Regions from separate parts of the Homo sapiens genome. Here region 1 is linked to region 2. Evidence: chromatin loops called from intact Hi-C (ENCODE). Cell type or tissue: OCI-LY7. All regions are shown on one strand. Links, peaks and the distances in the headings refer to the core of each region. The heading gives the core; the rest is flanking DNA.

Region 1 (9,574 bases), core at 2,465-7,464, 480 kb after region 2:
ATGAATTTTCTATTTGTTTAATGCATTTTAATTAACTATAGTCATTCTTGTTTTGTTTTGTTTTGTTTTGAGATGGAGTCTCACTCTGTCACCAGGCTGGAGTGCAGTGGCGCTATATCAGCTCACTGCAAACTCCCTCTCACAGGTTCAAGTGATTCTCCTGCCTCAGCCTCCCCAAGTAGCTGGGACCACAGGGCCCACCACCATGTCCGGCCAAGTTTTGCATTTTTAGTAGAGACGGGGTTTCACCATGTTGGCCAGGATGGTCTCGATCTCTTGACCTCGTGATCCGCCCATCTTGACCTCCCAAAGTGCTGGAATTACAGGCATGAGCCACCAAGCTCGGCCCCCTTACAGTCATTCTTTTTGATGCTCAGTAGTCCCAAAACTTAGTGAGGCAGATCCCTCAGTCAGCTTCCGTGTCCTTTCCATGTGACCTCAGTAGTTTTTAAGCATATCCTTCCTTCTTGGGACCATAAGACATCCCAGGCTTGACATGGAGCTTCATTTTCATGGATCTGGAGTCAGCCATTTCTGCAGAAAATTTTAGTTCCTCCTGGTGGGTAACAGCATTTAGAAATCAAGATCTGGGTACTAGCTGGTCTCTCTGCTCCTGGGCTGTTATTGCGTCAAGGCTTTTTCAGTGGACAGAGTTAGGAAAAATAAAATGAGCTCATAATTATAGAATCTGTTCAAATTTAACATCCGGGTGGGTTTTTATTCATTTTCTTAAAACTGTAATACTTGAGTCTCTTTTACATAGAGAATCTTGTTTCCTAATATATTCTTATTTACTAGTTTATTTTTTTAATATACATAAACTTCCTTCAAAATTACCATATCATTACTATTTATCATAAACCTACTAGGTAAAGCTTAAGACATCATTGTAGTTTTATTTGTCCTTAAAATATATCCCACCACAGATGTATAGTTAGGGTATTTTTTTCAAAATTATTTGAATAGGTTTTTGGTCGTGTGTGTGTGTGTGTGTGTGTGTGTGTGTGTGTGTGTTGGTGTTTTTGTTTGTTTTGCTCTGTGGTTAAGCTCTCTAATTTACAATTAGGTTTATTTGTTTCTCTTCGTGCACAATTTGGGGAGGGTTTCTTTTTCCTATTTTTTAAATTTGATTTAATTTTTTGAACATGTAAATCATGTACAAATTATGTACAAATGATTCAAAACACAAAACTATATTTAAAATCCTATTTGGAGACATTTCATTCCCATGCTAATTCCCTCCCATCCTCCTCCATTAGTTTCCAGTTTATTCTTCCTGTATTCCTTTACGTGTGTGTTATTCATGTGAGTACATACATAAATACATACTGTGGTTGCCTCTTCTTTCTTACAGAATTCATGAAAGAATTTACCTGTATGACTGCATTATATGAGGTACAGAAAGAAACAAATGTAATCACTAGTGATAGAAATTAGAACAATGGTTGCCCTTGGGTATTGACTGGAAAGGAGCCAAGGGAACTTTCAGGAGCAATGGAGATGTTTTATGTCTTGATGTGGGCAATGATTACACAAGTTATATCTTTGTCAGAATTCTTCAAACTCCACACTTGAGACCTGCATATTTTGCTGTGTGAAAAGTACATCTCAATTAAAAAGACAATAAATTAAAAGAACATATATAAAGAGCTCCTAAAATATCAATAAGAGGATAATAAGTATCCTGGAAAAATGTGCAAAGACTATGAACAAACAACTCATTAATGATGAAACATGCATGTCCAACAAACAAATGAAGAAAGATGTTCAGCTTCACAAGTAAGCTGGGAAATGCATGCTCAAACATTAAGATTTTATTTTTACCTATCAGGTGGGCAAAAGTTAGAAAAGATTAATAATATCAAATGCTGACAAGAATTCAGAGAAATAATAACTTTCATGTACTATCAATTGGTGGAGGTTATTGAAAGGCAATTTGGCAGTGCCTATCAAAATTTAAAACTGCATGCCCTTTGATACTGCAATCTGACTTCTAGAAACCTATACAAAAGAAGTTATTTAAACTATGGTATTTCTGTACCATAGAATGAAGTGGATCTATATACACCAATATGAAAGGACCTATAAGTGAACAAAAGCAAAATGCAGAATAATATATAGCATAGCACAATCCCATTTATATTATTATAAAACCTAAGTGTATACAGCTACATACATACCTATATAAGTATTCAGAGAGTGCACAGGAAAAATGTACCTTAAGTATTGATAGGGTTACTTTGGGGACGGGGGGATGTGAGGGTGTTTGGTAAAGCAGAAGTTTCTCATATTGTATTGTATATTTTTAGTATTGCTTTTATTAAGTCGGTGCACATGTAATTGCAGTTTTTGCCATTACTTTTCATGGCAAAAGTTGAGCACACAGTATTACTTTTAATGGCAAAAGTTGAGCCCACGGTATTACTTTTAATGGCAACAATCACAATTACATTTGCACCAGTTTAATACAATAAGAGTGTTCCAGCTGGGCACAGTAGTTTACGCCTGTAATCCCAGCACTCTGGGAGGCTGAAGCAGGTGGATCACTTGGGCCCAGGAGTTCGAGAGCAGCCTGGGCAAGTTGGCAAGACCCCATCTCTACAAAAAACTGAAAAATTAGCTGGGAGTGGTGGTCTGTGCCACCACTGTAGTCTCAACTATTCAGGAGGCTGAAGTGGGAGGATTGCTTGAGCCCAGGAGGTCAAGACTACATTGAGCCAAGACTGCACCACTGCACCCTGCCTGGGTGACAGAGGGAGAACCCAGCCTCAAAAAAAACAAAAAAATAAAATAGTGTTCCTGCATTCTTGGTGTAATTTTAAAAACAAACAAAAAAGGTTTTCGGCAGTCTCTAATGCTAAGGATTTGTTAAGGAATCACTAAACACGGTTAGTGCTTAATAGATGTCCAGCATCATGGGACGGGGTGAAGGAACCTAAAGAAGTGGGTCCCATTCAAATCCCTGTACATTTACCTCACCATGATCATGAGGTATGAATCATTCTACATACAGTCACTGCTGTCATCCAACATGCACTTGAAAACATTTGACAAACATTTAAGTGCATAAGGACAGGGTCTCACTCTGTTACCTAGGCTAGAGAGCAGTGGTGCAATCATGGCTCACTGCAGCCTTGACCTCCTGGATGCACGCAATCCTCCTGTCCTGGCCTCCCAAAGTGCTGGGATTACAGGCATGAGCCACCATGCCCTGCCCATTCAAATGTATTCTTATGTGTGTGGCAGGGATAGGGAATCTTTTCCTGAAAGTTAGTAAATAACATGGGTTAACCCCTTATCCAGAACGCTGGGAACCGATGTGTGCTGAAAATCAGAAATATGATGTTAGTAGGTGCCACTGTGCAAAATCTGTATGTTACACAATACTCCTAGCATTCTGGGGAAGCACCTTGCAATCAACACACAACATTTCCACAGCAAAATGCATGAATATTTCTACTGAATATAAACACTACAAATAGTCACAGGTCAGTTCAGTTCCAGTTCTGCTGCCACGTGAGTTTGTGCCAAATTGACAAAATAAATTTTTGGTTTTGAGAACTCTTGGGATCTTGGAATTGTGGATAAGGGCAAGACCCCTCACTAGGCCTTTCCTTTTAAAAGCCATTTCTGATTGCATAATGCTCTTTCATTTCAGTCTGTCCTGTCATAGTTGAGCACACAGTGGATGAACCCAAGTCAAGGGAGCAGAGCGGTGCTGTCCCAGAGGCCTGGCCTTAGTCATGTGGAGTGATTTCCATCTTTGGACTAACTGTATCATGAATAGGAAGGCTAATTGAGGGCATGGGCTGGGTAAGATGGCGCCTTGGGAAAGGACACCACACCAGGGTCAGTGTGTGCTGAGTGCAAAACGTGGCTTTTGGTAGCCAGGTAACTGCCTTTTGTAGGGATGGGTACACGCACTGCTGTCAGCCAGCTCTGGCTAATTCTAACTGGATTTACAGAGCCCCACCGGGCTGGCTTGATGAGTCCCTGAATTAAAAACACCTGAGTGCCTGGTACCTGAGGTCTGTTTTGCACATACAAGAAGCATGGGAAAAGGTGTGTGCTTGACATACGCTCCTGGACTCCAGAGTAGAAGACCAGGAGAGAAGAGGAGGTCAGAGGTCATTTGCACTTCCCTGCCAGCCGGGTGGATGGAATCCGCCTATTTCCACAGGGGACCTGGTTTGAGGATTTGAGGAAAGTTCCGATCACCAGCATTTGGCCTCTTTCTGTTTTTGTCTCACTTCCAGGACCTGATGCAGGAAGCACACTATGACATGGTCACATGCAGACACACGTGGTGCAGGATGGACTAACCTCAAGCTCCACTGAAACCCTGGCTCCCGGCCGACCAGCCGTGGCCAGTGACCACGTGCAGTCTCCGATCTTCATTTGTGCGTCGATGTGGGGAAATTCAAAGTCAGCATGTGAAAGTCAGCTCTAGGGCATCAGGATTTAATGCGCAAAATTTTGCAAAATTTCGCAAAATATTTCACACGAGAGGGGGGTTTGAGTTGACGCTACCCACGTGGGTGGCGGCCTGGGTTGGTGGTGCCCCCTGGTGGCTGGCAGGAGCAAACGCAAATCTCCTCTGTAGAGAAGTGTTTTGTCTGATTTATCAAAGAGAACAAACAAACAAAACACTCAAAAGGCCGGTGCGGTGGCTCACGCCTGTAATCCCAGCACTTTGGGAGGCCGAGGCGGGCGGATCACGAGGTCAGGAGTTCAAGACCAAGCAATGAGTCACCATTAGCAAGAGTGCAGATGCAGAGCCAACAAGCAACAGATTGAAACCAGGATGTCTTAATGTAAATGCTATAAACATTTCGGACCAAAATCCTTTACTGTGGGGATGCTTAGCAGCAGCCCTGGTTTCTACCCACAAGATGCCAGTAGCATCTCCACTGCCACCTCCAGTCAATGCCACCAAAACTGTCTCTAGACATTGCCAAATGTCCCCTAGAGGAAAAAACTGCCCCCAGCTGAAAAACACTGATTTAGATCGTCAAAGACTTCAAATAATACAATAATCAGATAGGTTATAAAATAACAAGGTATTAAAAAAGTAAATGATGGAATAGAAACAAAGGATCGAGGAATAAGGGACAACAAAATGTACAGGCAGATGTTTATAAAAGGATCAAGTAGAACTTCTGGAAAAGAAAAAAAGAAATCTTTGAAATTAAAAATTAAATGGATGTGCTTGACACACAGATAAAGAAAGAATTAATGAATGAGAAGAGAGATTTGAAGAAATTACCACAAATGCATCAGGGAAGCCAAAGAATGGAAAATTTGAGAGACAGGTTAAAAGACAAGGAAAATATGAGAATGGTTAAGCTATGATTAATCTGTGCTCCCTCAAAAAAGTAAAAAGACAGTGGGAAAGAGGCCATATTCGGAGAGATAATGCCTGAGACTTTCCAGACCCACATATGCAGGAAAACTGAAAGATTCCAGGCAGGATGAAAGTGCAGGTTGTTGTGAGTTGCATGTATTAACAGAAAAGTTGAGGACTGGCTTGGGTGTGGTGACTCCCTCCTGTAATCCCAGCACTTTGGGAGGCCAAGGCAGGTGGATCATTTGAGGTCAGGAGTTCGAGACCAGCCTGGCCAACATGGTGAAAACACATCTCTACTAAAAATACAAAAATTATCTGGGCATGGTGGCATGTGCCTGTAATCCCAGCTGCTCCAGAGGCTAAGGCAGGAGAATTGCTTGAACCTGGGAGGTGGAGGCTGCAGTGAGCCAAGATTGTGCCATTGTACTCCAGCCTGGGTGACAGAGACTCCATCTCAAAAAAAGAAAAAGAAAAAGAAAAGAAAAGTTGAAGACTGAGCCTCCAGGGTTCCTCATTGAGACTGAGGCACAAATTCAACCCAGGGATCCATGGGAGGGCCACCCTGGCATCAACAGCAGGGGCCATGGAGTCCTCAAAGGGAGAAATCACTGTGGACAGCTGGCCAGAGCACAGCCTTGAAGGATGGGCTTGTCCAATGATGAATCAAGAGACCTTGGTCTGAGCCTTGTATTTTACAGGGCACCCAGGAGGTTCCCTGGGGATGGAATTTAGAAGGGTGAAGAGAGTGAAGAGGAAATGGGATGGTGTTCTAAGCAGGGAGGAAAGCATGGGCAAAGGTGTGGAAGCTAAACACTTCCTGAGCCAAAAGGGAGTCCTGTTGGGTCATACTGGGGAACACTCAGGGGAGTAATTAGAAACTGGATTGGATGAAGAAGGTAAGACCAGGCTAGGGAAGTCCCTTGAGAGAAAAGCAGAGGCTTTGGACTTGAAACTCGAGGCCAGGCATTGGCAACTATAGCCTGAGGGCCAAATCTGGCCCACTGCCTATTTTTATAAATAAAGTTTTATTGGAACAGAGCCACACTCATTCATTTGGTATCATCTATGGCTGTTTTTGAGCAACAAGAGTGGAGATGAGTAGTTGTGGCAGAGACCACATGGCCTGCAAAGCCTATAATATTTATCCTCTGGCCCTTTACAGAAAATGCTTGCTGGCCACTGCTGTAGGTGGGCACAGCCAGTCAATGAGGCTTTTCAGCAGCCACCAAGATGGTAAAGACAAGCCTAGCAGTGGCTGAAGGACAGGGTGTATTCTAAGAGGAAGGAGAAAAGTGCCTAACTTCTATTGAGTTCCTGCCCTATGATTTTCCTTCACCCACATTATCATTGTTACTTCTCCTAACCACCCTGCCCAGAAGCTGTTACTATCTCCATTTCAGAGATGAGGAAAATGGGGTCCGGAGAGGTTAAGTGACTTACTCAAGGTTACCCAGTGCTTCAGGGCAGAACTGAGATTTAATTTCAAGTCGGTCAGATTCCAAAGTCAACGTTCTTCCCACCACACCTCATTGCCTTTCAGGGCACTGAATATCCCAGGTGGGAGGGGACAGCCCCAAGTCAATGAATTGGCTACTGTGTGTCACAGCCTGCAACAGTCCAAACTGGGGAGATGGTACGTGTTTCACTTCCCTGAGAACAAATGTAGAGGCCAAGTCTGATCTGCAGAGGGGACTTCTGCCCAGGGTTCTTCCAGCAATTGCTCTCAACTTGTTCAAACATGGACTCCACCCTGTCCCCTCCACCCCATGCCTCCGGAGGCACTGGCTCTGCCAGGAATGCATATCGTTCCATCTTCCCCCAGCCTCATCTCACAGCCAGATGCTAAAGGCAGTTGGGAGATACCATCTCCCCATCTACAAAACACACACACACACACACACACACACACACACACACAAGGGTTGGAAGGCCTGCATGGTGTCACCCACAAGAGATGACCCAGTTGATTTGCAGTGAAATTGCAACACAGCCTCTGCTTCCACCCCAGCTGATCCTAAGCCCTGGAGCAGAGGGGAGCTGGCCTTGTTTCCACCCCTAGCCTGGCTCCTGTTCCTCTCGTGACTAATTCAGATCCTCATCTGACAGCCACCCATGACCACTTCATCCAGAGAGGCCCCAACAGACCTGCTTCTTGGTTTTGCGGTCAAACTGGTTCTTGAAACTTCCCCAGAGGTCCAGCAGGGTTTACTCTGTCTGTGGGGAACTGTAACTGGCTGCCCCTTGGGGTTGAGCTGGTTGAGGACTTGAGAAACCATGAGAAGGAGGTCAGGAAAGTACAACTTCTACCTGAGACCTTGGTTATCTGTATGGTGTGTAAGACAATAGGAATCCACCCAGTAGATCCCAATGGATGGGTCTGTTCCTTATCAGCTCCCCATTGGCCCAGAAGCCAGGCCAGATAAGCCTCTGACCCCAGTGTTTCTATCAGGAAATGAACACAAATATAGGCAGACAACCTCCCCAGAGTAGGTGGGAGGAACCCTGTGACCCCCTAGGCTCATTGGCTGGCTCTAACGAGCAATTGCTACACCCTCCTACTCTCTTGCCTTGGGAAACAGTTAGAGTTACCTGTCAGCTCCAGGGGAGACTAGACCCACACCTACTCATGAGCTGGGGTGTAGCTCTTCTGGATGCAGAGGGAGAGGACAGAATGAGAGACACCTGCCCATGCTACCCACCAGCCTTCCTCAGACATGGTTGCCAGCTCCTTGTCACAGCCCCACTTTGTTCTGCTGTGACCACAGTGTGTGCTCACATAGGAGAGTAGAAGGAAAAAGACCAAGAGAGGATAAGGCAAACAAGATTTCATGAGCATCTATTATGTGCCAAGCTCAAAGCTGGGCACACACAAGCATCATCATTTTTTTTCCTTATGCAGTGACACATCCATGATTTTTTAGACTCTGCGTGTGCATCATTAAGACACAGCATAACATAAACGTGAAAGGCAGCTGCAGAGACAGCCCTTCCTAGATCCCTGCTCTGCTGCTAACTATCTGCGTGGTCGCAGTTTACACATCTATCACATAGGAACTAAACAATAATAATTATTTCATACGGTAATTACAACGATTGAATGAGGTCATTTATATAAAGTACTTGGAATAATGCCTGACACATTGAGAATAAAATAGTAGTGTTAATTGTGATTTTTTTTTTATCATTACCCTCTTTTACAGCTGAGGAAATCAGACAGGGCTAGTGACCTATGTAAGGTCACACAGCTAGAAAACCGCAACACAATTAGCCAGGCATGGTGGTGCACGCCTGTGGTCCCAGCTGCACCAGAGGCTGGGGTGGGAGGATCCCTCGAGCCCGAGAGGTGGAGGCTGCAGTGAGCCATGATCTTGCCACTGCACTCCAACCTAGGTGACAGAGCGAGATCCTATCCAAAAACCAGCCAAACAAAAGAGAAATGGCAACACTGGTATTCATATCCGGGTCCATCTGATACCACTACTCCCCATTCAAAGATTTTAGTCCTTAAGGGTCAAGTTAAGAAGAGAAGCTCTGGAGTCCTTGAGCCCCAGAGCAAGGCCCCTGCAAAGGCAGCTGCCAGAGACTATGGCAGTCCCCAAAGAAGGGAGAGAGTCATCTTGATAAAGTCATGGGGGTAAGGCACTCTAGAAGGGCCTTGGGACTTCTCAGTAGTCCCAGGGCAATGGCTCTGGAAGAAAGCCATTTCCAGAGGTTGCCCATCCATGAAGACCAGCCAATGATTATGCCGAAAACACTCAGGGAGACAGCTCAGCAAGGCCAGTGGGTGGTGAAGGGCAAAGTCAGTGGGTGGTGAAAGGACCCCTGACCACAGATAAACATAAAACCCCACTGCCCAACACCAGAGCAGATGCATGACTAGCACCCACCTGTAAATGGTGGTAGCTGAGCATTGTATCACTCAAGACCAAAGTGGCAGAAGCCACTTCTGGTGAAGCATCCTTCCGTGGCAAGCCCACATCTAGACACAAAGTGGGCCAGGTGTCTGGAACCTAAGGGGAGCTTCCCAGCTCCCTGAGTATCCATTTTTCCAGCTGTGAAATGCAGATGATCAGACCCAGCTTCCAGGGCAGTTCTGAAGACTAAGGTTGGGTATACACAAGACAGAGTAGAAGGTAAGGTACAGAGTGTGATTAGCTTTCCTCCATGCATATCAGGGTGCTGGTAAGGTGTACTTGTGACCCTCTGCTCACCACTGTGCTCCTAATG
Region 2 (9,574 bases), core at 2,587-7,586:
AAACAATAAATAAACTTGCAAGATTCCGTCATCTCAAGAAGAAGTAGTTCAGTGTCCTCATTTCTTGGCCTGCAGGAGAAAGAAAAGAAGAGAAAACCAGAACCATGTGGCCAGCTTTACACGCTATCAGAAAAGGAACCCATGACCCCCCGACCCAGGGCAGCAGGGACAGAGGTGAAAGGCTGTCCAAAGAAGATTCAGGAAGCCCAGCATGAGCTGTCTGACATAAATAAATAAATCAGGAGGCCACCCTGCAAAGCAGGTTGTATTGCATTATTTGAGCAAGGCTGCTAGACATCTGCACGTTTCTGTTAGCCCCCATCCCTCCTGTTGCCATACATTTAAGCTAATCCTATGGGGCCCAGGATCATAAGAATAATCCTCACATCTGTGTGGGCTTTTCAGCTTTCGAAAGCTCATTCACGGAATTATCTCATTAGTTCCACTCAATGCCTATGGGAGGGACTCAGGGATGATCATCGCCATTTGGCAGATAAATGCTAAAACCCAGAGAAGGAAAGTGACTTTCTCAAGGTCACACAGGAAAGCAGTGGAGAATTAAGATAAATGCACCAGGTCTGCTGATCCCCAGCCCGGGACTCTCCCAGGAGAATACTACTGCCTTACAAAGATAGCCCTGAGACCCAGATATTTATCCCACAGCTGCCCAGGGCTATGTCTGGTCCCAAAGGAATCAGTTGTTCACCCCATTGCTGCTGTATGGGAATGGAACATCATCAAGAAGTGATATTGGAAAGACCACAGGCTTCACAGTTGAATTGTCCAGGCTCAAATCCCAGCTTCCTGGTCATCAAACCTCAGACCATGTGGTGAAGGCTTGAGGCCCCTGCATTTGTTCCTCACCCCAAAAGGTGGGAATGATAAGTTTGCAGTGAGTGTCACTTGCTTTATCTGCTCTCCATCTCACCTTCTGACAATGACTCCCCACCTTCTGGGAACTGTTCTTCCTCCAGCTCCAACCAGGCGGCTCTGAATGAAGCTTCCCACCACAGCATCCCTACCTGCCTGACTACAGGAGCAGGCATGTGGCCCCAGCCAGGCCAATAAGAGGCCTTCCCTGAGATTTCTCTCAAAATGAAATAGCCCCTTCCTTTCTAGGAGTGAAGCTGAGGAGCTGTGACTCCAGCCTCATGGAGAAAGGTGGCCTGAGAGATCAAAGTTGGCATGCAGAGAAAAGCAGAAGAGAGATGGGGAGAGAGTCCTGGAGGCATCCAAGGCCTAGGATGCAGTCAGCCCTGGGGCCCTGATGCCCCTGCCCTGTCCATGGGTGGATAACATGAGCCTGTGAATCATCTGGGCAGCCCCTTCTGAGTGCCTTCCTGCATACCCAGGCTGTCCTTAATGTATAGCAAATAGGGATGATCACCCCTGCCACTCACTTTGAGGAGCCCCACCAGCACAAATACCAGGAAAGCAGGCAGTGGTCCAAGAGGCCCCTTGAATAGGCTCCATATAACAAAAAAAGACCCAGGTCTCCCCAGCCTTCAGAGACTCCTGGAAATTCAGAGCTTATAGGGGTTCAGCGACTGGAGTCCAGTTGTCTCGTTTGAACATAAGGGTGAGAGAGTCCATTTCATGTTCCCGAATGTTGAACCATAAGAGAACTTACCTAGTTAGAAAGTCTCAGGCAGCAGGATCCCTGATCCAGGCTCTTGGTCTGGGTGCTGTTTGGGCTGCCTTCCCCTATCTTAGAAGACAAAAAGGAAGAAGATGCTAGTGGGTACCCTGGACAGTGAGAATGCACCTGGATTCTCTGCTTTTCTCAAAAAGGGTTATGAAGATCAAGCCCAGTTATATACTATGTAGGCATAAAAGGACCTATCACAGTCTAAATACTGTCTAAAACCAAGACATTATTGTTATGAAATTATGAGCTCCAGATTCCCTTGACACAAAGCCTGACTTTCTCCAGGGAAATAAGGGAAAGCCAGGTTGTGTGCAGGAATTGGAGGAGAGGTAGTTAGAAAACTGAGCCAAAATCATTTCCCAGTGAATCTTGGCCAGGCAGCCAGCAACTGAGCCCCCTGCCTCCCCATGCCCTCTACCTACTTCCCTCTAGTTGCATAAACTTGGGGAATCAGGTGACCAGCCAACCGTCCTGGTTTGTCTGGTGGGCATGGAACCACCCCTCTGCATGCTCCTTCACAATGCCTGTCATCACATAGTATGTAGGAGAAACAGCTAGGGATCAGGCTCTGGAACAGGAGTGTAGCATTTCGTCTTCCTCATAGGGTGGCCAGCCGTCCTGTCTGTCTGGGACTGAGGGCTTCCTGAGTTAATAGGTGCCTGGCAAGACTCACTAGCACCATATCAGGGGCATCTTCCTTTACACATCTGTCTTATCCTGTACCCCGAGCTACTGTTTTCATTCTTACCCCAGGGCCTGTCATATCCGTAGCTTGACTCAAATACTGTCGCATCCTGTGCCTCTGTCCATGGTTCTGAACCGTTCTTTATGAGCTGGGGCAAGGCTAATTCTCCTGATGTGAGGTACTCGTTGGTTCATCGAGGCATTCATTCAATAAATATCTTTACAATTTAGCTTTGCCTATATAACAAACCACCCCAAAACATAGTGGCTTAAAGTTTTTTAAAATTATCAATTCTTATAATTATATGGGTCACCTGGACCATTTTGGTCTGGGCAAATCCTTCTGATCTGTAGTCAGCTGGTGGTTTGGCTGGGGCTGGGTGATCTAGGATGGCCTCACTCATATGTCTGGTAATTGATAATCTGTTGATTGGGGCACCTCAGTTATCCTTTATGCAGTCTTTCCATCACATTAGCTCAAGCTAATTTGAATGGTGGACACAGGGTTCCAAGCCTGCAATAGAAGGCAAGCTCCAATACTCAGGTTCTTCTGATAAGTCTACATCACATTTTCTAATGTTCTGTTGTCCAAAGGAAATTGCATGGATAAGCCTAGAGCCAGTGTTGGAGGCACTGGGCACAGGTAGGAGAATGATTGTAGCCATTTTTTATAACAATTTACCACTTCTCCAAATCTCCTGCATCCCCAAAGCACTATAACACTGCAAATAATGGGATGACCCTCTGTTGAACCTGCAGAGAAATGACTTTACCCCTAGAGCTGTTTTAAACTAAGAGTCCACTTGGCTTCTGCCAAAACCACTTTCATAATTGTATCAGGAGCAGTTGAAAGTCTCTTCGAACCCTCCTTCACAACATTCAGAGGCACAATTCGAGATCTTGCTGAACCACAAAACTAATTTTTTTGCTTCTAAATGAACAAAAACCCTCCTGAATTGTAAGCCTTTTTGACAATCTTCAGTAATAATTTTTTGAGTTGTGCACGGCTGGGCAATAAACCCCTAGTTACCTTCCTGGGTGAAGGCAGAAGAGCTCCAGAGTACAGTAGAATTCCCAGGTCCCCAACTCCTCAGAAAAGAGAATATTTTAGAGAGCATCTCCTAGGAGCCAGAACCTTACATAAATTCTCCTTTAACACTCACAACATCCCTTTTTGACAGTGTTTGTTGTCTCTGTTTTATGGAGAAAGGAGCTGAGGTTGGGGAGATTAAGTATCTTGGTCAAAGTCACAGAGATGGCAAGTTGCATGGCAAGATTTCAAACTCAAGCATTTGGACCTCAAAGTCAGAGCTCTTTCCACTATACCTCATCATGTCAGAGCTGCAGAGCATCTAGACTTGGGTATGGGGCACAGAGCTTTGATTCTAGCTCTGCCCCCACTTCTGTAGCACCTCGAGACACTCCCTTGTTCTCTCTAAGCTTCTGTTGTCTCATATGCAATAGGAACATTACATGCACCTAATCCAGGCTCAATCAAGGTGAATGCAAACATGTTGCTCCCCGAGCTGTAGAGAGGAAAGACAACTGGTATTTTGGGAGGGTGATTTTGACAGCATCTTTCAAAATTTTGGATGTGTGTGTTCTTTTATCTGGCAGTTCTACTTCCAGGAATTCATGTTAAAGAAACATATTCACATGTGAGTAAGAATGCATGTAAAAAGATGTTTATTTCAGCATTGTTTATAATAGCAAAAAAAATGGAAATAATATAAAGGCCCAAAGAAATTATGCATATCCATGATACAAAATGCTATTTATCATTGAAAAGGATCTACTGATGCAAAAATGTCCAAGATATATTACTTCAAAATAATAAAGTAGATTTATATATGATGGCACAGGAAGATCACAGGAAAGTATTTTAAGTGAAAAAAATAAATTTTAAGATGATCAATAAACCTACATATGCTTATTTATGTTTATACGTAGAGAAAAAATCATTTGGAAGGAAACACATCAAACTATTCACAATGGCTTCCTCTAGCAGCAATAAGAAGATGATGACTTCATTTTTTGTTTGTTTATATTTACTTTCTACATTTCTATATTGTTGAAAATGTTCACAAGTATGTATTCCATTTGTAATGCAAAGAAAGAGCAGAATTCTAGTGCTGTAAGAAACTTTGAAGATCACCACGGCCCAGAGAGAGAAGCCAATTTCTCGCTGTCATGCGGCCGGCCATTGGCTATCAGGCTGAAACCCTCTTGATGCCCAGTCCAGGCCGGCTTCAGCATCAGGGCAAGCTCTTTGGAAATCACAGAAGCCACAGAAGGCTGAGGAATTGATGATCTAACACAAAGGAAACTGCACCAGTCAGAGAGCAGAGATCAGCATGTGGGCCTGGCTCGGCCACCTACCTGCTGGGCTGGGCTTGAAGCAGGGGAGAGGCCTTTTCCAGCCCTTGTAGTACCCAAAGGAATGCCACCCTGAGGTCTCAGGTCAGGCCTCTGCTTAGCACGTGACCATCATGCTCCCCAGCAAGTCCCCCTCATTCCCCTCTGGCCCTGCCTTTACTATCCTCCCTGAGTGCCATGGACACAGCAGATGCACAATACAGGCAGCCTTGAATTCTACCAGGGAGGCTAGGAATGGCTGGGTGGCCTGTGGTCATGACCTGCCAGCAACTGGGTTGGAAGAGAGGACTTCTGAGCCCTGCAACTGACGCCATAGGGGCATGACTTTGCATTATCTGGAGCCAGTTTTTCCCTCCAGAAAATGGGCATAAGGGTGACCCATTCAAGCCATCATAAATAATGTACCACTTATAAAGCCAACCTCTCTAACTGTCCTGGGCTCATGTGACATTTTATCAAGAGCCCATCATGTCCTCAGTGTGTGTGGGTCCCAGAGGGGCAATCTCACTCCCCTCCCCTTCCAGTCACCCCTTACTGTCTCCTCCTAGAGCTGTGACCACCTGGGAAAACAGGACATGAATGCATGAAGCCACGGTGAGTCAGCAGATGGCGTGTCGTTCTGTCTGAGCATGGCAGGAGGTCAGAGAAGGGAAAGCCCCGAAGATGCCATTATGCAGAGCCCTGGCCTCCACCTCCCAGCAAGAGCTGGACCCAGCCTGCAAGCATGGCCAGCATGATTTCTGACGAAGCTCCCAACAGATGTGGCTTTCCAGATTCAGGTCTTTGCATTAGGGAAGAGGTGGGGAGGTATGTGAAGCAGTAAACAGAGATGCCGAAAGTTCTAAGTGCATAAAGTAAATATAAAGTAAATGTATATTTGGGAGAAAAGGTGAAATAGCTCTCTGAGTTTTCCTCTGATATGAAGCCTTTGCTTGAATCTTTAGACATGGTCTTTGTGTTTCACGTCCCGTGTTCTCAGAAGGACTTGGTGCTGTGTTTCTGTTGACATTCTTGCCCTGCCCCCACGATAGGGAGCTGGACAACCCATGTGACCTTGTTACACCAAGTAGGGTCTGTGGACCAGCAGCATCGGCATCTCCTGGGACCTTGTCAGAAACAGAGAATCTCAGACCCCACCCAGACCTACTGAATTTGAATTTGCATTTTTGCAAGGTCTCCAGGTGTTTCCGGCGCACAGTCATACTTGAGAAGCCGCCTGGCTCCAGGACGCAGGTTTCCCCTGGGGGTGTGCACTCATGCAATGGCAGGCATGTACCCTGACTTTAGGTGGTACAAGAGTGAACATTTACTATTTTCATGGGTTTTAACTTCAATGTCCCTTTATAGCAAATGGTGCATCATGTACAGAAATGGTAAGTTGACATAAATGGTGTATTTTAAAAGTGAGTCAATTCAAAGAAAACATTCCCTGACTAATAGTCTGGGGTGCTGAGAAATGACACCTTCAAAGGTGGGACAAGAATGGCTATTTCCAGAAGTGATGATCCAGTTTAGGCCCCTCAAGGAGGTAGGAATGAAGGGGCTGCTGCAGAGAGATGGGGGCTTGTCCAAGGCCAACAGTGGGAGTGTGGTGACGGAAGCGGACTGGAACTCAGCCCTGTCCAGGTCAGCAGCGCCCCTTCCTCCCTCTGCCCTGGTTGCACAGCTCGGCCTGAGGCTGGCTCTGCAGCCAGGGTGACGTCAGGAACTGGGACATCTGCAGGTGATACCATGCATATGCACAGAGTGCATGGCTGTTACTACAAACAAAGAGAATGTGTAGTCAGTGGAGCCCAAGGCTGAGCCATTTGGAGATGAACTGTCTCCCCTCCACCCAGGAACAACAGGGCACCCAACTCTTCATTCATGAATAAACATTGTAAGCTGCTCTGTGCAGGCTGAGAAGCCTAATGTTTTCTAGGTTTTCTAGATATGTTGGTGAGGTTTTGCAAACAGGAAATCTGAAGTTAGAAAGGAATTGGTCATTTACCTTCCCAGCCATCTCATGGACTTTGCTCAAATCTCTCAGATGGAGTCATTCACACACACACATACACACACACAAGCAACTTCACGATATGTTTAGGTTTTCTCTAAAGTTTTCTCAGCTGTGTTTGTACTCCCTGAGGTTTAGGGCTGTCGGTATCTGTTTTTTCACTTCTTCTACAGCACAGAATTGAGTAGTAAATTCTCTAGTCTCCTGTCCCCTTCCCATTGTCTTTTGCCTAGCTCCTTATCCTGGCATTCAAGGCTGCCATCGCTATGGCCTCAGTCTAACTTTCCAGGCTGTTTCCCATTGGTATCCTCTGCACACGATGTTCCAACCAAAATATGCCATGAGCCACATATATGAAGTTCAAGACCAGCCTGGGCAACAGGGCGAGACCCAGTCTCTATTAAAAAATAAAAATAAAAAAAGAGTAAACCACATGTGGTCAAACCATGCCCATGCTCTGCAACCTTCACACCTACTAGCTTTCCACAAAAGCTGTGCCTTTGCCTAGAATTTCCCTCCACCCTTGAAATTCTTCTCCCTTAGGGCCCAGCTTAAATGCCCTCTCCTCCAGGAAGCCTCTGAATTGTCCCCAAGCCCTTGAAACTCCCATAGTCCTCTATTGCTACCTCATTGTGACATTTAGAACAGGTCTTGAGTTTCAGCCTCCACAGCTGTAGGGGAGTGTTCCCTTTTCTCTGTGTTCCAGGCTGCCCAGCCCAGGCCTGGCTCATAGAAATCCCACCAGGTAAAATACTTTGGCCCTAGGTAAGTCCTGGGTTTGATTCCCAGCTTTGTTGGGACTACTAGTCAGGGTTGATGCTGGGTAAATTACCTAACCTATCTACTCAGCTATAAAATAGAAATATGAATCATGCCTTCATGGAGAAGGCATGATAGTAAAATGAGGCAGCGGGTACAATGTGCTTAACATTCTGCTTGGCACCTATTAAGTGTTTAATATATCATAGCTCTTATTCGTGTTATTGATAATAATAAAAGCAAACATTAAATGGATTGAAAGATAAAGTCATAAAATCTAGAACTGGATGGCCTCTGCAGGTGTCTGGGCCACTGGCCCATCCTGCCCACCTGCCCACAGGCCCCTTTGCCCTGCTGTGCCTCCCTCACATTCTGGCCCCAAAATGGTTGCTCCTGGCTGCTCCCTGAACCCAGGCCTGCCAGAAACCCTCTCCTTTTCCTTTACCCTGTGTCTCCAGTAAAGATCACAGGCATTTTAGGGGTCTGCAGTCTTCTTTGGGTTAAGAAGCAATGATCTGGTGCTAGCTCTCATTTTATGGGGAAGGAACCTGGCCTGGAGGGAAGGAGGTGTTTGCAAGGGAGGAGGTGCTCTCCAGGGAGGAGGTGCTCCCCAGGGAGGAGGTGATCACCAGGGAGAGGGTGCTCACCAGGGAGGGGGTGCTCACCATGGAGGAGGTGCTCCCCAGGGAGGAGGTGCTAACCAGGGAGGGGTTGCTCACCAGGGAGGGGGTGCTCACCAGGGAGGAGGTGCTCCCCAGGGAGGAGGTGCTTGCCAGGGAGGAGTCCTCGCTACCCCAGAGCCACGGCACTCAGACCAGCAGGGCTCTGCATTTTCCAGAGTGGCATTTCCCCCCTCTAGGTCTGGCACAGATGTGGCTGCTGAGAGCCTGCCTCACTTATTCCTGTTTTCAAAGAACAATGACCCTTTCCTCATCCATATCTTTCTTAACAAATGTACTTGTCTGAGAGAAGCATAACTTCCAAGTCTTCCTTCCCTGAATTGGGAAGAGACTTCAAGGAGAGCAAACTTTCCGAGGACCAGCCCTGGGGTCGAGCCTGAAATAGAATTCCCAGCAGGTAGTCAGCCCCTTCCTTTCCATGGAGGGGTCAAAGCCTGCTCAGGGCTATGCTCACAGGAGCCCCTCTGGGAATGAGCAGGGCACTTCCCCTCCTAGGTGTTGGGGTGACCCCACAGATGGGAGGGAGAGGGCTGGAGGCAGCTAAGACTCTGGAGAGGTGTGTCAGGCTGGAGTCAACTCTGAGGAGCAGAGGCAGGGTGGGACAGCCTGAGCCAAACACCAGGGACAAAAGACGAATTTATGTGAGCCAGCCTCCTTTGAAAGCGAGGAAGCAGGGAGACAGGTCAGTTGACAGCTATAGGAATACAGTAGAAGTCGGATTTCTCAAGAGCTTACAGTGAGCACCAGCTCCTCTAAACCTTGGAGCACCCCTAGGAGGGAGACTCTCATATCATCCCCACTCCACCGTTGCAGTCAAGGCAAGACACTGGTTCCATTTCAAATACCACTCAGCTCCACTTGGGAAAGACAAATACTAAGTCTGAAATAACGAAAAGCTGCCCAAGTGTTTGGTTGAGAGTGGGACAGGAGATGGGGTTTGGGGACCAGGAACGGCTGCACAAGCCCAACCTGAAATGCTTACCCCTAGAGTCACTCCTTTGGGTTAAAGTGACCCAAGGATAATTGAAGGAGGTAAACAGGAGAGGGAAAGCAAGCTCTTCTAGTTGCTTACCAGGAAAGTGATGACCAGACAAGCTGCCTGCCCTTGCCTAGCAGAGCTCTGGGACCCCCAGTTTAGGTCCAGGAACAAAAGGCAGGGTCTGGCTCCACAGAGTAGAGACTTCAAGAAAAACCTGGAGAGGCTTCCCAACAGAGAGGACCTGGCAGGTTTTCTTGTAAGCCAGTCAACCATCTAGCTTTTTTAACATCCCAAGGAATGCCCTTTATGAGCTTAGGATCAGCAGACAGGGTGAAGGTTAGAGCTGTCAGTTTACACGGTCCCCACAGGCTTTTACCGTGTATTGTACTATTTCAGCAGTGCCCCAATACAGGCAAAAGTTAATAAAGAAGCCAGATTTTAAGGGCAACCTT

The links. Peaks named below come from ENCODE experiments on the same cell type or tissue, not always from the same donor. Only the 100,000 strongest peaks of a DNase experiment are listed, where the experiment ranks them.
Region 1: a loop joins it to region 2, with 2.5 times the contacts of the local background. A loop is called at or near these places in 2 of 110 quality-filtered maps.

Annotation. Positions count from the first base shown.
Region 1 is chr15:70,455,812-70,465,385 of GRCh38, forward strand. No RefSeq gene overlaps it. Among named protein-coding and RNA genes, the nearest start is that of LINC02205, 45 kb to the right of the region's middle. RefSeq lists enhancers at 4,258-4,327, 4,501-5,000, 7,042-7,121. In OCI-LY7, for the core only: CTCF peaks have their summits at 4,565 (motif pointing left) and 4,769; a DNase peak (open chromatin) is centred at 4,560.
Region 2 is chr15:69,974,120-69,983,693 of GRCh38, forward strand. LOC101929129 (a long non-coding RNA gene) reads right to left here. Exons shown (of 5, transcript XR_001751593.2): 3 at 1,631-1,708; 4 at 1-69. Among named protein-coding and RNA genes, the nearest start is that of MIR629, 100 kb to the right of the region's middle. RefSeq lists enhancers at 5,246-5,305, 6,136-6,195. In OCI-LY7, for the core only: CTCF peaks have their summits at 5,293, 5,499 and 6,392; DNase peaks (open chromatin) are centred at 5,332, 5,862, 6,432 and 7,362; H3K4me3 peaks cover 2,612 bases; H3K27ac peaks cover 2,960 bases.